2 separate regions of the Homo sapiens genome follow, and region 1 is linked to region 2. The links are chromatin loops, found by intact Hi-C in ENCODE. Cell type or tissue: PC-3. All regions are shown on one strand. Links, peaks and the distances in the headings refer to the core of each region. The heading gives the core; the rest is flanking DNA.

What was found. A loop is a pair of places that touch in the nucleus more often than their neighbours do. Peaks named below come from ENCODE experiments on the same cell type or tissue, not always from the same donor. Only the 100,000 strongest peaks of a DNase experiment are listed, where the experiment ranks them.
Region 1: a loop joins it to region 2, with 6 times the contacts of the local background. A loop is called at or near these places in 17 of 110 quality-filtered maps.

Annotation. Positions count from the first base shown.
Region 1 is chr11:83,082,457-83,090,951 of GRCh38, forward strand. The region is part of intron 2 of LINC02951 (long intergenic non-protein coding RNA 2951); the gene reads right to left. Among named protein-coding and RNA genes, the nearest start is that of LINC02951, 10 kb to the right of the region's middle. In PC-3, for the core only: CTCF peaks have their summits at 4,762 (motif pointing right) and 6,786; a DNase peak (open chromatin) is centred at 4,765.
Region 2 is chr11:83,246,426-83,254,920 of GRCh38, forward strand. ANKRD42 (ankyrin repeat domain 42) reads left to right here. Exons shown (of 11, transcript NM_001300975.2): 11 at 1,518-2,546. The coding sequence ends at 1,779. Among named protein-coding and RNA genes, the nearest start is that of CCDC90B-AS1, 35 kb to the right of the region's middle. In PC-3, for the core only: CTCF peaks have their summits at 3,784 (motif pointing left) and 3,988; a DNase peak (open chromatin) is centred at 3,766.

The DNA.
Region 1 (8,495 bases), core at 251-8,250, 160 kb before region 2:
GCTGATTAGACTGTGCCCACCAGATTGAGAGTGGGTGGGCCTTCCCCAGCCCACTAACTCAAATGTTAATCTCATTTGGCAACACCCTTACAGACAAACCCAGGATCAGTATTTTGCATCCTTCAATCAAGTTGACACTTAGTATTAACCATCACAATGTATGATTTTTAAAATCTGCATTTTTAATAAGCTACTAGTTTATTTTTCCACCTAATCCAATTCCTAATTTTATTTGAAAGCACCAAGGTAAATAGTTCCTAAATCACTGTTATTTAAATTGTGCTCCAGTACCCCTTATTCTTGCTGCAATTCCAAGACAGAGATAACAAAAATTTTTTTTTCAATGTTTTGTTTTTTTGAGACAGAGTCTCGCTGTGTCCCCCAGGCTGGAGTGCAGTGGCTCGATCTCGGCTCACTGCAAGCTCCGCCTCCCGGGTTCACGCCGTTCTCCTGCCTCAGCCTCCTGAGTAGCTGGGATTACAGGCATGTGCCACCACACCCTGCTAATTTTTTGTATTTTTTTTTTTAGTAGAGACGGGGTGCATGCTGCATGCTCCGCCTCCCGGGCTCTCGCCATTCTCCTGCCTCAGCCTCCGGAGTAGCTGGGACTACAGGCGCCTGCCACCACGCCCGGCTAATTTTTTGTATTTTTACTGGAGACGGGTTTTCACTGTGTTAGACGGGATAGTATTGATCTCCTGACCTCGTGAGCCACCGCGCCCGGCCTGCCAAAATTTTTAATGTTTGCATGTACATAGTTACTCAACAAAGAGGCCAGGTGTGGTGGCTCACGCCTATAATGCCAACACTTTGGGAGGGTTGCCTGAGCCCAGGAGTTCGAGACCAGCCTGGGCAACATTGTAAGAGCCTGTCTCTTAAAAATATATATTTTGGGGAGCCAGGTGTGGCACCTCACGCCTGTAATCCCAACACTGGGAGGCTGAGGTGAGTGGATTGCTTGAGCTCAGGAGTTCGAGATCAGCCTGGGCAACATGGCGAAACCCTGTCTCTACCAAAAAAAAAAAAAAAAAAAAAAGTAGAGGCATCGTGGTGTGTGCCTGTGGTCCTGGCTACTGGGAAGTCTGAAGTGGGAGGATCGCTTGAGCCTAGGAGGTGGAGGTTGGAGTACGCCAAGATCACACCACTGCATTCCAGCCTTGGTGTCAGAGTTAGACCCTGTCTCAAAAAATATATTTTAAAATGATATTAAGTAAAGAATATAGTCCAGCCACATGAGCAAGTATTGCTTATCTAGAAAGACGTATAATAAAGTTCTTTTGGGGAGATAAACTATGATCCATTCTATGTTTCATGTAAATCAGGGGCAGCCAATCTTCTGGCTTCCTTGGGCCACATTGGAAGAATTATCTTGGGCCACACATAAAATACACTAACACTAATGATAGCTGATGAGTTTTTAAAAAGAATCACAAAAGCAATGTTTTAGCAAAGTTTATGAATTTGTGTTGGGCTGCATTCAAAGCTGTCCTGGGCCGCAAGGTGGAAAAAACTTGATCTAAAGTATTTGATTTTTTTAGAAAAGTTTTTGAATGGCCAGGTGTGGTGGCTCACACCTGTAATCCCAGCACTTTGGGAGGCCGAGGCAGGCGGATCACGAGATCAGGAGATCGAGACCATCCTGGCCAACATGCTGAAACTCCATCTCTACTAAAATACAAAAACTTAGCCAGGCATGCTGGCATGCGCTTGTAGTCCCAGCTACTCGGGAGGCTGAGGCAGGGGAATCACTTGAACCCAGGAGGCGGAGGTTGCAGTACAGTGAGCCAAGATCGCGCCACTGTACTCCAGCCTGGTGACAGAGCAAGACTGTCTCAAAAAAAAAAAAAAGGAAGCTTTTGAATAAGAAGCAACTCTACAGTACTCTATTGTAGACAACCAAAGTATTAATATTTGGGGGGCACAATTTCAACCAACTTTAAATTATTTCATTCTGGAAGTATGTGTTGAGTAAATATGAAGTATAAGGCCCCTAGAGGTACAGATGGCTATGGCCGTCTAAACCATTTTACTCTTAACTTTTAGTGTCATGGACCTCTTTGTCAATCTAGTGAAGTCTATGGACCGCTTTTTTTTAAAAAAGCCTTTAAACATATAAAGTACAGTACATTGAATTACAAAAGGATCCAAGAATATTGAAATAGTTACCAAAAAAATTTGATATAGAAATATATGTGGTTTATTAATGAATAAGATCTAGCAGTGGCCTTACTATAATTTCAACACAGTAGCGTGGTGAGCATAAATATTTCAACTTATCTGCAACAATTGTAATGTGATATGGAAATAATCAGTTTAATTGTGACAGTCACATTTACTGCTAACTACTGTGATTGACTGGCTATGTTTACATTTTATTAGAAGTTATTGAAAGTAGATGCCAGGCATGGTGGCTCATGCCTGTAATCCTAGCACTTTGGGAGGCCAAAGTGGGCAGATCATTTGAGCCCACGAGTTCGAGACCAGCCTGGCCAACATGATGAAGCCCTGTCTCTACTAAAAATAAAAAAAAAAATTAGCCTGGCATGGTGGCCTGCTGTAGTCCCAGCTACTCACAAGGCTGAGGCAGAAGAATCACTTGAACCAGGGAGGCAAAGATTGCTGTGAGCTGAGATCACGCCACTGCACTCCAGCCTGGGCAACAGAGCCCGACCCTGTCTCAAAATAAAAGAGAGATGTAATGGACCCCTTTAATTAATCTATAAACTCCTAATTAAGAACCCTGGTTAAAATTTTTTAATAGGAGCTTGTCTTCTTCACTGTTGTATCCAAAGCCTGACTGAAATCTGTAGACACCTAAGCAGTGAAAAATTTGATGCCTTAACCTATATAATTTAAAATCAAAATATTTACACTATAAGGTGAATTTAAGGAAGATCTCATTTTTCTCATGGTGAAGACTAAGATACTTTTTCAAAATTACTAAATTTTCATTTGTTTCATCAGGGATGAGGTTGGGGGAGGATCTAGCTCCTTTATTAATACCTGAATATATAGGTTTTAATATCCAAGCTTGACTATATCCACTACACTTGGTACACAACAGAACAAATGAATGAACATTTTCATGCCTGTAATCCTAGCACTTTGAGAAGCCAAGGCAGGAGGATTGCTTAAGCCCAGGAGCTTGTGACCAGCTTGGACAACATAGGGAGACCTTATCTCGACAATAAATTTAAAAATTAGCTGGTTGTGGTGGCACGTGCTGGTAGTCCTAGCTACTGGGGAGGCTAAGGTGAGAGGATCGCTTGAGCCCAAGAGGTTGAGGCTGCAGTGAGCCATGATCATGCCACTGCACTCCAACTTGGGCTACAGAGCAAGACCTTGTCTCTCAACTAAAAATAAAAAATAAAATTCACGATACTCCCCAAAAGCTGATGATAACATGTAAGAAGCGACTTGATTTTACCTTCTAACTCTCCCTCCCTTTTAGCACAATGCTGCAAAATGACTGGCTCATAAACCACTAAGCTGCCTTGGCAGCCACTTGTTATTGTTACCAGTAGGTAATATGCTGTTTTCTTCTGCTTGGCACATAAGCAGTAGGCATGAAATAATTGCTTAATGGATAAGTAAGTTGTTAAATTATAAAACTCTGATGGATTGCTTAGTCCTTTAACAATTTACACCCCCCTCCCACTTATCCAATTCTTTTGTGACAGATTTTGCACTAGCAAAGTGCACTGTTTCAGACAATCAAGGAAATAAAACATTTCTTGATGAAATCCTACCTCGCCTCAACAGGAAACTGAATTGGAGTCCTCAATTCTCAGTACATCAGAACTAGTGTGTGAAAGGATCAGGAGAGGACCATAGTATTGGAGAATAAAACATTATGTATTGATGGTTGAGCTTTATGTCATCGTGTAGTAAATGCTATGACCATAAAGCCATTACTGTTAACACTTAAGTTTATCTTCTGAAAGAAGCCTATGAAATATCTCCAGAAAGACTAGGGGATTTTCTTCTGTTTGTTTGTTTGTTTGTTTGAGATGGAGTTTGCTCTGTTGCTCAGGCTGGAGTACAGTGGTGCGATCTCGGCTCACTGCAACCTCTGCCTCCCAGGTTCAAGTCATTCTCCTGCCTCAGCCTCTGGAGTAGCCAGGACTACGCACTGCGCCACCACACCCAGCTAATTTTGTATTTTTGGTGCAGACAGGGTTTCCCCATGTTGGCCAGGCTGGTCTTGAACTCCTGGCCTCAAGTGATCCGCCCACCTCGGCCCAAAGTGCTGGCCACCGCGCCCAGTCAGACTTGTTTTTTAGTGAAATAAATTGTTTTCCTTTAGGACCTTATTCTTTATGATAACAGATTCCAAGAATATGCAGTCTTGTCAATGGCTGTTTCATCCTCAGTTTCTTTAAAAATAAAATACAATTAGAACATTTTTAGATATGCTATATCTATCCAATCTATTTTCCTGTCACCCAGTAAGGTTTTCTATCATCAGCACAGGTCTATGAAAGGACAGTAAAGGGTCTCCTGTTACATACCCTAGCACTAATGTTTGTAATAGAATGTTAAGATAAGTTGTTTCATGTAATCGGACTACATTCAGTCTTTCTCTACCCTCTGTCCTCTATTTACCCACCTATGCATGTGGCCTACTAATTATATTGACTGTACATGACCAGCAAGTTGTAAGTTCTTTTAAAAGCAGGAGCTCAACCATATTTGTATTCACATTTCCTTCTGCTTAAAACAGGGCTCTTGTTTCTTCAGTAAATATTCATTCGGTATCCACTAGGTGTCAGATAATATACAAGGTAGGTTCTAGGGATTCCAAGATAAATAAACACAGATATGCCAATATGAGTCTGACAGTTTTGGCGGGGAGAGGTGGAAAATAGATCTGCAAGCCAAAAAAGCTACAGTAGAATAATATAAATATTGTAATGGCAATAAAATACCAGAACTATTAATTTTACATTTAGTAATCATTCAGTATCAATTAAATGGGTAAAATGGATATGTTGGCATGAATGACATATAACTGAAAAAACACTAAGAACTGTATAGAAACTGAATTAGACATATGAGTAATATTAGTAGGAAGGGGAGAGAATATTTGATTCCAGGTAGGCTACCAAGCAGGATGTTTTTTCAGCACAGCCTTGGAATAAAATCTGTAACCTTTGAAAACAATCACATTTTTGTTCTTATGCAATCTTTGTTTTTAAATGTATTTATTGTTTTGGCTCTAGTCCCTGAATGTTAAAATTTTAGTGTCAGTGTTAATTCTCACTTATCTTCTCCAGACCTTACTCCCTAATTTTCTCATTTTCATTTGCCCCAATAAGTGCCAACCTTACCTTGAATAGAATAGTGGATTTATCAGCTTACAAGGACTAAAAAGTCGTCATTTCCAAAAACATCTGTCCAATAAGTCTGCCTCAGTGACTACATTTCTAGCATTACAATGTCATTCTTAGTACACTGATTTGATCTTTACAAATTACATAAATGTATAAAATTGTCGCATGTACCCTAAATTATATACATCTATTATGTATGTATCAATAAAAAAATAATTTTCTGTGCTTTTTCTCCTGTTAAAAAGAATTCTTTTCTTTTTGAGACAGGGCCTGGCTCTGTCACCCAGGCTGGAGTGCAGTGGTGCAATCTTGGCTCACTGCAGCCCCTGCCTCCCAGGCTGAAGTGATCCTCCCACCTCAGCCTCCTGAGTAGTTGGGACTACAGATGGGTACCACCATGCCTGGCTAAGTTTTTGTAGAGACAGGGTTTTGCCATGTTGTCCAGGCTGGTCTCAAACTCCTGAGCTCCAGCAGTCTTCCTGGCTTGGCTTCCCAAAGCGCTGGGATTACAGGTGTGAGCCACCACACCCAGCTGATTCTTTAGAAGACCAGTATTGCATTGTGATTGCCTCTGGGCAGGAAAACTAAGGGGCATCAGTAGACTATGCAATTACTTTCTTCCTCTTTAAAAAAGTATTGTTAATTTTTAAATTTACATATTTTGGTATACAATTCTATGAGTTTTGACAAATGCAAAGAATCATATAACCACCGCCATAATTGAGATACTAAACAATTCTATCACCTCAAAAAAAATCCTCTTGAGCTGTCTCATTTATAATTTTTGTGATTAAAAATGGTTATTTTTCAAAAAGTAACGTTTGGGCCAGTGCGCCTGGAGTGCACCAGTAGTCCCAGCTACTAGGGAGGCTGAGGCAGGAGAATTGCTTGAACCCGGGAGGTGGCGATTGCAATCAGCTGAGATCACACCACTGCACTCCACCCTGTGAGTGGGCTACAGAGTGACACTCTGTCTAAAAACAAAAACAAAAAAACACTTTAAATGTTTCATATAGTTATTCCTTATTCAAAAAGTATGCCTTTTTGGGTTAAGACAGTGCCATTTCAAATAGCCTTGTAGAAATATAAGCAAGGAAATGCTAAATTATACCATTATTGATCATTAGTACCTTAGCTTGTAGTTTAAACTGTTGAAGAGAATTAGGACTCCACCTGGCATTGTGGCATAAGCCAGTAGTCCCAGCTACCCAGGAGGCTGAGGCCTGAGCTCAGGAGTTCAAGACTAGACTGAGCACATAGCGAGATCTTGTCTCAAAAAATGAAAGAAAAAGAATTAGGACTCAGAAAAGGTAAAGGGTGTGTGTGTTTGATTAGATAGAGGATGGGATTGAAGGCTTAAGGAGGAGATTAGGGCCTGAGATGGAACAATGCGCATGGAAGGATAGATATGGGTAGTGTGTTCTGAGTAATATAAGAGACCTAGATTCTCAAAGATAGAGGGCACCAAAGAGATGAGTCCTGTAGAGGGGTGACCTTCATGTAAAAAATGATCTATCTTAATTGGGAGCTACAGACCTGGGATTCTGTACTGAACTTATACAGAATAAGTAATTTACTCTTCAAAAGTCGCTTCCCCAGCTGGGCGCAGTGGCTCATGGCTGTAATCCCAACACTTTGGAAGGCTGAGGCAGGTGGATCACCTGAGGTGAAACCCCGTCTCTACTAAAAATAAAAAAAAAGTAGCCAGGCATGGTGGTGGGTGCCTGTAATCCCGGCTACTCGGGAGGCTGAGGCAGGAGAATTGCTCGAAACCAAGAGGCAGAGGTCGCAGTGAGCTGAGATGGTGCCATTGCACTCCAGCCTGGGCGACAAATGCAAAAACTGCATCTAAAGAAAAAAAAAAAAAGTCACTACGCCTTTCTGGGCCTCAATTTCATAATCTGTAAAATAGTAAGGTTGGACTGAGTATATACCAAGGTCCATTTCAGAGTTCTCCAGCTAGAAGCAAAACCCTTGTGTGTATGTGTTAGTTTTTTTCCCCTAAGGTTTTGTCCTCTAGTTTTAACTAGAGAGACACATTTGGGATATTAATAACCGAATTCTAGCAAGCATTATGATCTCTTCAGATTTCATGTAGTTTGATGTCAGAAGCTGCATAGCAAAGTTAAGCCTGATCTGAATTGGCTTCAAGTGGATAGAGCTGTATGACCCTCAGTCTTCTCATGTATAGAATGACTTATATACTCTAAACTTCCTTGTAGTTTTCATATTTCATGACTATGAAACCTGTGAAAACTTACCAGTGTTTTTTCTATTCATACTTCCTTTGAGTCTGCAGCTGCTGTTCTTCTGATTTGATTTTTTTGTTGTTTATTTTTATTAGCCACTATTCATTCAGTACCTTTTATATGTCAAAACGTTTGATATTTAACCTACGTTATTTAAGGGCTTTTGTACTGCTGCTGTACTTTATAGGTGCATAGATATGGTAAAATCACACCATGCCTCCTGCTCTGACTCTGGATAACATATTCCTACAGCAGGATCTCATTTCAATAAAAATTAAAAGAAACACTAGAGAGAGGAAGAAGGGGAGAAGATAAATGTGGCTTTAAATTGATAAGTGAAAGGCAAGGAACTAACATTTGAGGATCTACTATGTGTTAGACACTTTATAACATGGATCTTCTTTAGATCATTGAGATAAGCAGGTAGAAAGACATCACAAAGGGAGTCTGCTTGTATTGATAGCAAGAAGAAAAAAATGACTTCATGCCATAAATCACTGGAATTATTCAGAATTTTTGTTTTGCATGTTATCCTCCATTATGAGGACAAAGACAGCATAATGTCTCTATGTAGTAAGTGTTTGGTGAATGTTTATTGAATAAGTAGGGATTTTTATCATGCATATAGTAGTGTTTCTTAATGTTTTGGATCCATGGACTTATAAAAATTTTATAAAAGCTATGGCTACATCCAGGATGTTACCTCCCTCCCCTGCCACACACAAAAGGAAACAGCCAAGTCCCTCCCCTCACTCTAACCATTCCCACATCTATATTTGTGTAAAACCCATGATTTTAAACTGTTTGCAGCCCCTCTGTAATCCATTCACATGACCCAAGAACTCAGCCCTGGAAACATCTCTGGGTATCCAGGTAGACTAAAAGCATAGTTCCATTAATTTATAGTGCTATA
Region 2 (8,495 bases), core at 363-8,362:
CAGTTCCTCTTTGATACTGAGAGACTACTGTAGTTAATAGCTGCTGGGATAGAGGATGCCTCGAGCTTCTTTCATCCTACTGTCTCTCTGCTTGTCTGTCTATCTGCTTTCCAGAATGGACAGGGAGCAGAGAGAGACAGGAGAGGGAACTTTGGATTTAATCAAACATGGGTCCAGAAAGAGAACCACACATGGATTCCCTTCTTTGTCCTCTGCTTTTCCTGCCTTTTCCTTTGGTCGTGTCTTGTTCCGTCACACTCTTAGAACTGCCTGTTTCCCTTTCCTCCACCTGTTTCCAAATCTAGTTCTGAAAGAGGTCTGCTAACTGTATTCAGAGTAACATCTAAATCTTTGATAAGGATTAATGTGGTTAAGCTGACATTTGGCTCTAGTTTAAAAGAAAGAAAATAAAAAATAATATAAGGATTAATGTGTCATTCTTCCATGGATGGATACTTGGGAATTTAAACAGATGGCAAAACATTAGGCCAAAATACTCTTTTTTCTGTTTTTTTCCCTGCTACCCTATTAACTGAAACTACCTCTTGATGTGATTTTAGACACCAGGAAGCTGTGGCAGACTGATTTTTTTGTTTTTGTTTTAAATCAGGAGCTTTCTTGGTATCTCACAAATCATATCATATAGGTGGCTGTCCACTGCCTCTATACTGTTTGAAGTGTTTTGAGATGTAGATTTTTTTTTTTTTAGTGTTAGCCTTGGTCTAAGAGCCTAGCTGAAAGTTCTTAGATTCCTTGTAGTCTAGAAAAGTACCTCATGGTGGAAAAATTATTTCCTACTAATGACTTTTTTTTTTGTATTTTTAGTAGAGATAGGGTTACACCGTGTTGGCCAGGCTGGCCTCAAATTCCTGGCCTCAAGTGATCCACCTGCCTCCGCCTCCCAAAGTGCTGGGGTTACAGACGTGAGCCACCGCGCCTGGCCTCCCTTTTATTCTTTAAATGATTCTATCACATTGGCTTCTGTTTTTCTTGTACTTCATCAGGCATCCTTCTACTTTAGGGCCTTTGCACTTGTTCCTTTTGTCTGGAATGCTTTTCCTCTAATGTCTACAGGGTTATCTCTCTTATTTCCTTCAGGGCTTGGCTTAGAAGCCCCCTTCTCAATAAAGCCTTCCCTAGCCACTGTGTATGAAATGTTAAGCCCCTCTTCCACAACATTTTATACTACTCTTTCCTGCTTTATTTTTGTTTTCTCCTTTAGCACTTATTACCTTCCAACATACCATATATTTTACTTATTTATTTTCCTTGTTGTCTGCATATCTCTATTACTAAAGTAAGGTCCAGGAAGGCAGATTTTGGGCCTTTTGTTCACCACTGTATCCCCAATACCTAGGTCAGTGCTCATTCTTAGTAGACCCTTAATACATATTTGTTGAATAAATGATTTCTTTGTTTTATTTGCCTTAAATACAATGTATGAATGCTTTCCACTACTAAAAGTAATTATTAGTTGACATTGATGATTGATTTTTAAAAAATTTTGTTTTTGATAGGACCATCAAAGAACTGCAGGGCCAGCTGGAGTATGAACGACTACGTAGAGAAAAATTAGAATGTCAGCTTGATGAATATCGAGCAGAAGTTGATCAACTCAGGGAAACACTGGAAAAAATTCAAGTCCCAAACTTTGTGGCTATGGTTGGTGTCCTTTTTAATACATTTATTTTTCTCAAGAAGTATATACAAGAGTGGCCAAGAGTACAAGCTTTGGGCTGGGGCTCTTTGGACTTGAATCCTGGCTATAGTCTTTTTTGATTTGGGCTACTCATTTAACCTTTTTGTGCCTCAACTATAAACTGGAGATGATAACTTATACTTTCTAGAGCTGATGACAGGATTAAAGGAATACACACACACACACACACACACACACACACACACACACACTCTATATGTAACTATAACTTTCTAGATACATACACACATCTGTCTATCTATCTTCAAACAGCAGCCTAGTTCATAAGTATTATTGTTAACATTGTACCATAGAAGGAGAAAATGTTTTCATAAGTAATCAATCAGAATTCTAAGACAGCTAGAGGATATGTATATTTTAATATTCTAAATAACCAAAATAAAGTGCTTTGAATGGAATCCATATTTTCTTTCCATAGGGAAGTTTCTTCATCAATCATCATGGATGAATTAATTCTGTTTGAGGCTTGTGTCACCTCAAATCTGATCTATTAATATTATAGAATCTTCCTGGCTTCTTTTTATTTTGCACAAACTAGTCATTGGTCTCTTTAATAACCACTTTAAAAATATTAAAATAATAAAACATGTTTGTTGTATAGTGTTAAAAACAAGATAGATGTTCCTTCTGACACTAAGTTCCACTCTCCAGAGGAAGCTATTGTTAACAATTTAGTACATACCATATTAGACAAAATTCTATTTATCTGCAAACATGTATGTGTATTTCTATGCATATGCAAATATAACCACTTCCTCAGTTTCTCTGGGTTTTGGTGTCTCACCAGTGGTTGATTTTCCAAGAAATATAATTAACTATAATAATTAATCTATTCTCTTCATTTTGCAACCCTCTTCTTGTACGATCTTTAGCACATGGGGAAAATTTAGTATCAGAGAGGCCAGCTGTACAGTCATGTGTTGGTTAGAGGGCTAGAGGACACAGCACCATTTATAACTCACTGCTTCCAATCAAATCTGTTACCCCTCCACCTTGTGGCAGGGACTCTGTGACTCCCAGTCTCCTCAAAAGTAGAAAGGTAAGTTGTAAGTTGTTGTTCTTCGTTTTTTCTTTTTTTGGACAGGGTGTTGCTCTTGTCACCCATACTTCAATGCAGTGGTGCCATCATAGGGCACTGTAGCCTCGAACTCCCTAGGTTCAAGTGATCCTCTTGCCTCAGCCTCCCAAGTAGCTGGGACTGTAGGCATGCACCAACACACCTGGCCAATTAGTTTTTTTGTTTGTTTGTTTGTTTGTTTTGTAAGGACGGGATCTTGCTTTGTTGCCAAGGCTAAGTTGTTGTTCTTCAGCTGCCTAGGTGGGACAATCTTTTGGGGTGGTCACGCAAGCTGCACATTTTCTTTTGAGCCATTCCAAACTGTCTACTTTAGGAATGTTTCTGTCTTTTAGCTATTTAGAAATTCTCTTTGCTTACTCAGAAGCATCTGTTCTCAGGTTGGATCTGGTTTCATACTTCACAGTTTTGCTTCCCTAAAACTTCACTCTACCAACAATGTGTAGGCTTTCAGGAGAGCTGTCTCAAGGTCCCTGTGCTCAGAGTTCATTTTTTTTTGCATTCTTGCTTTAGGTTATACCTAATTTTTGTAAATAAGCAAATGTCACTGAGCTTTCATGGCAGCTGCAACTCTGGCACTGCTTATTTTCACTTGCAAAAGCTTGAATCTCAATTTCCTCATCTTTAAAATGAGGAATAATAATACCTACCTCATGGAATTGTATTGATGTTAAATGGAATATTGTGTAGAAATCCTGAATTTGGTTTCTAGCACGCAGAGGTATTCACTATATAGTAGTAGTCATTGTATTATTTACTCCCTTTCTTTTTTTCCATTTTCTATATTACAGATGAGTTGACATGGTCAGTGGATAAATAAATGTGTAGAGCCACATGCAGCTAAGGATAGGAAGAATTTATCTGGGAGTCTAATTATATGTAATGTATAAGTAAAATGAACTTTTCGTTCAGGATTATAAATACGGAATCCTCAAGAAGCTCTGACTAAGTCTTTCTCCTGCCACCTTCTGGTCAGGACCTATGATTGCATACTACTGTACCTTAAGATCCTCGGCCCCCAACATAATCTGCAATAGTATAATTTTTACTGAGAAAAAAAATTATTCGAATAGTTTCCTAGGATAGTTTGACATATATAAAGCACTTAAATGGTTTTTTGATAACAGCTGTTTTTATAGCACTTTCTCAGATATTATCTCATTTTAGTCTGCATCAACCCTATGAGGAGGTAGAATGATATATATATTTTTGATCCCATGTTATAAATGAGAGGGCAGAGGCTCAGAGAAGTTGAGAGTCTTGTTAGAGCATACAGCTAGTGTAAGGCAGGAGCAAACTCAGAATCTCTGTCTCCACATTATATTTTTCTAATACTTCTGTGGAAATGACTATCAAATCCATACTTAAGTACTGTGTCCCCACTAGGGATCCCCACCTGTATTTCCCACTGCTCGTCAACTGGACATTTCCACCCGAAATTCCTGGTGGTGCTTGAATTAAAAAAAAATGTCCAGAACCAAGCTCAATATCAAGACCAGATTCTCTCCCCTATCTCTGCATTTAAATTAATGGCATCACTATTTTCTCAACTACCCAGTCTTGGACTCTTAATGATTAGCCATGTTTTCTCCTTTAGATCATACAAAAAGCGAGTCCATCCTGTAGGTAGGAACATGTTCTCTACTTTCACTGCTTCCCTAGTTTAGGTTTCTATATCTTTCTATCTGAACTACTGTGATAGAATTTTGGTATTTACTCCTTCCCTATCCAAATCCATTTGACTCACAGTGGTCAGCTTGATTTTCTTGTCACTCCTTGGATTGAAAATCTTCCTTACCTGAATAAGTACTGATTCTTCAGTTTGACATTCAGCCTTAACCTACCTCACCAACTTTATTTTTGTCTGTTCTCCTATATATATATTAATAGCTTATTTTTTCTTAAGCTACCCTATGCTTTCCCATCATTAAGCCTTTGTTCAATTTGTCCATATACCTTGAAAACTGCCTGTTGACTCTGTAAAATCCCCTAGGAGCCATCTCATTTATCACCCCTTTCCTAGTCTCCCTGGTCACACGTGATCTCTCCTTCTATCAAGCACCTTGTACTGGTCTGAGGGCTTCTCGTCATCTGTATCACAGCATGATTGGGCACTTACTTTACCCGCAGTACTGAAAATCTAAGTTTTATAAGATCACTTAACTTATGTTAATAACATCATCTTAGTCATCATTAACAACAGGTTTTGAGTATGTTGGGCTTAGTGTTAAGACTTTATATTCAGCAGATACCATCTTCATTTTATAAATGAAGAAATCAACTCTCAGATAAAATAAACAATTTATAAAGTTACAAAGCTTGTTAGATGGCTAGCCATGATTTCAACCTGTCTAGCCCCAAGTCTATGCTTTTAACACCACTTGTTACTGCTATTATAAACCCCTCACATTCCCTCTTTCTGTGCTTTTAAGAACATTTATTTTGAAAATTTTTCTTTGAAAACTTTTGATGATAGCTTTTTAATTTTAGTAAATTAATTTAGTAAATTAATTTTAGGGTTAATTTACTTATGAAAACTTAAAAATTGGTAAGAATTTTGTTAAAATGTTACACTATAAGTTCAAACATATATTTCAAGATATGTCTTAAATTGGAAGTTGAGATGATAAAATATAACGTAGGATATCTTCATGACCTTGGGGTAGGAAAAAAATGTGTAGACTGGACTTCATTAAAATAAGACTTCAGTTCATCAAAGATTATATGAACAGACTTGAAAAGGCAAGCCAAAGTGTAGAAAAACATATTTCCTTTCTTTCTCTCTGCTTTTCTTTCTTCTCTCCTATCTGAAAAAGAAGTTGTATCTAGAATATATAAATCAACGTGAAAAAGACAGTCCAGTAAAAAAACTGGGCAAGACTTGTGTAGGCATTTCACAAAAGAAGATATCCAAGTGGCCAATAAACATGAAATTGTGCTCAAAATCACTGGTTATCAGAAATGTAAATTAAAACCCAAACAAGATACCAATATATACCCATCAGAATGGCAAAAATTGAAACAGACGTTACCAAATGCTGGTGAGGATGTGGAACAACTGGAGATTTTATACACCAGTGGTGGCAGTGTAAATTGGCTACCACTTTGGAAAATTAATTCCTAGTGGAATTAGTACATGTTTCTTTGTGTACACAGATGGACACCAAAAATATATAATGTTCTTGTCAGCATTATTACATATATCTCTCAAACTAGAATCATCTAAAAATTCCCTCAACAGTAAGAATCAATACATTTTGCTATATTCATACAATGGAATATTATATAGCAATGAAAATGTGTGAATTGCTACTCTACACATCACCACGAATGAATTTCACAAACACTATGCTGACTAAAAGGAAACAATATGAAAGAACACATACCGTGTGATTACATGTAGTCCACAAATCAGTAAGATAAATCAAGTCAGTAGTGCCTAGGAAGGGGCAAATGGAGGCTTCTGGGATACTGGTAATGTCTAATCTCTTTATCTCAGTCATGGTCACAGGGGTGTGTTCACTTTGTAAAAATTCATCAAGCTGTACCTTTTTTTTTCTTTGTGCTCTTTGGTATATATATTGTACTTAAAACATTAAATTTAAACTAATATTTTAAGTATAATATATATTTAGATATATACTTAATACATATACTTAAATATAATGTAATAGCTTTGGCAGAGCTGTCTGTCCAGAGAGAGAGTTATGTAGCACTGAACTCATAGCTTCTGTCTCCAGAACCAGTATTATTCAGGAAGTCCTTGATCTACAGCTTTGGGCCATGTTTGCTAATCAAGAGTGACTGACCGGGAACCGGTAATATTCCATGGTTACCTTCCATGTTTCACTTAACCTTATTTTCTACCTACAAAGGTCTGGAACAAGGTTGAACTTTGATGTGGTCTCTGCTGGGCTTCTCTCTGACCTATGACATCCTAGCTTATGTACCTAGAGTGGCCCATGGAGCAATATGAGGACTTCAGTGAGTTTATCCATGTTCAACTCTTAGCTTGGGGAAGTTCTAAAAGTTTGTGATTTCCCTTTCTTTCTCTTTGTTTATACCCTACTTTTTTGGGGGAGAAGGGTTAGTTTTGACACTGTTAAGAAGAGTCTGTACTGGTAAGCAAGAAGGTGGAATTCTCTTATAGTTTCATATGCTGTCTAGAATTTCTCAGAGTGCATAGGCTTTTTGAAAAATAAGAATTCCATATATCCCAGCAGTAATTTGTAGATCCATAAACTCTTTCAACAGTTTTATATGTAGAATTTTAATCTGTTCGACAAACCTGTTCTTTCAGGGCAAAAAAATACATACATTTTCCCCACAAGGATTTTTGTCTAATTTTGTTGTAGTAATAGACTGCATTTACATTTAGAATTGCTTTTGGTGCCTAAGCATTATGATTCATGTATTTAGTATCTTAATATACAGTTCTATTGAGTTTAGGAGAAAACATGTATTGGGGAGAAATATATTTCTTGGCTATGATGTAAGATAAAGAAACGAGTAATCTTGGTGAAAAATGTTCTCCAAATGCAGAAACTTTTAGAATTGGGAGATTTGGAACCTTCAGTGAACACTTATGGAAGGCCTGTTGAATGCCAAGCACATATTTTCTTTTGAAGTTGTATTTTAAGACTTGGTTTGATAGAACAAGTTACATATTTGGTGTTAGGAGGGACTTTGGAAAATTTGGAATCCTCTTCTAATACATAAAAGGTAAAGAAAAATAAGTATTGCTGTCTTTGGAAGTCTTTAATTAATTTTTTTGAGACACTATCTCACTCTGTGCCCAGGCTGGCATTCAGGGTCATGATCTTGGCTCACTGCAACCTCCAGTTCCCAGGCTCAAGCAATCCTCCAGCCTCAGCCTCGTGAGTAGCTGGGACTACAGGCATGAGCCACCATGCCCAGCTAAATTTTTTTGTATTTTTTTGTAGAGAGAGGGGATTGTTGTCCAGGTTGGTCTCAAACTCCTGAGCTCAAAGTGATCTGCCCACCACAGCCTCCTAAAGTGCTGGGATTACAGATGTGAGCCACCATACCCTGCCTGTTTCTGGAAGTCATAACTCTATTAAAGCACTAGGAAATTGGCTACATCTGACAAGTAGCCACCTCTTCCCCCTAAATTTTCTATATTCTTTTTCTAGTTCCATCTAGTTGGATTAGGTTAAACTCCTGCCCCACCTGAGTGTTTTTCTTTTTTCTTTTCTTTTTTTTTTTTTTGAGACAGGGTCTTGCTCTGTAGCACAAGCTGGAGTGCAGTGGCGCAGTCTTGGCTCACTGCAGCCTCTGTCTCCTGGGTTCAAGCGATTCTCCTGCCTCAGCCTCCTGAGTAGCTGGGATTACAAGTGTGCAGGACAAGCCCAGCTAATTTTTGTATTTTTAGCGGAGATAGGGTTGGCCAGGCTAGTCTTGAACTCCTGACCTCAAGTGATCTGCCTGCCTTGGCCTCCCAAAGTGCTGGGATTATAGGCGTGAGCCACCGCACCTGGCCTCATCTTTAAAATACTGGTAATGCTACTTACTACACTTGATTTTGTATGTATAGTATGAAGAACAGTTGTATCATATGCTAAGTCCCAATCAAAGGTTTGTTATTTTTCTTCAGACTAGCCGCTAAACTTTTTTTCAAGAGACCATCTGTATTACCCTATGCCCACAAACACCTGGCCACTGTAAGAGAAAGCTAGAAGT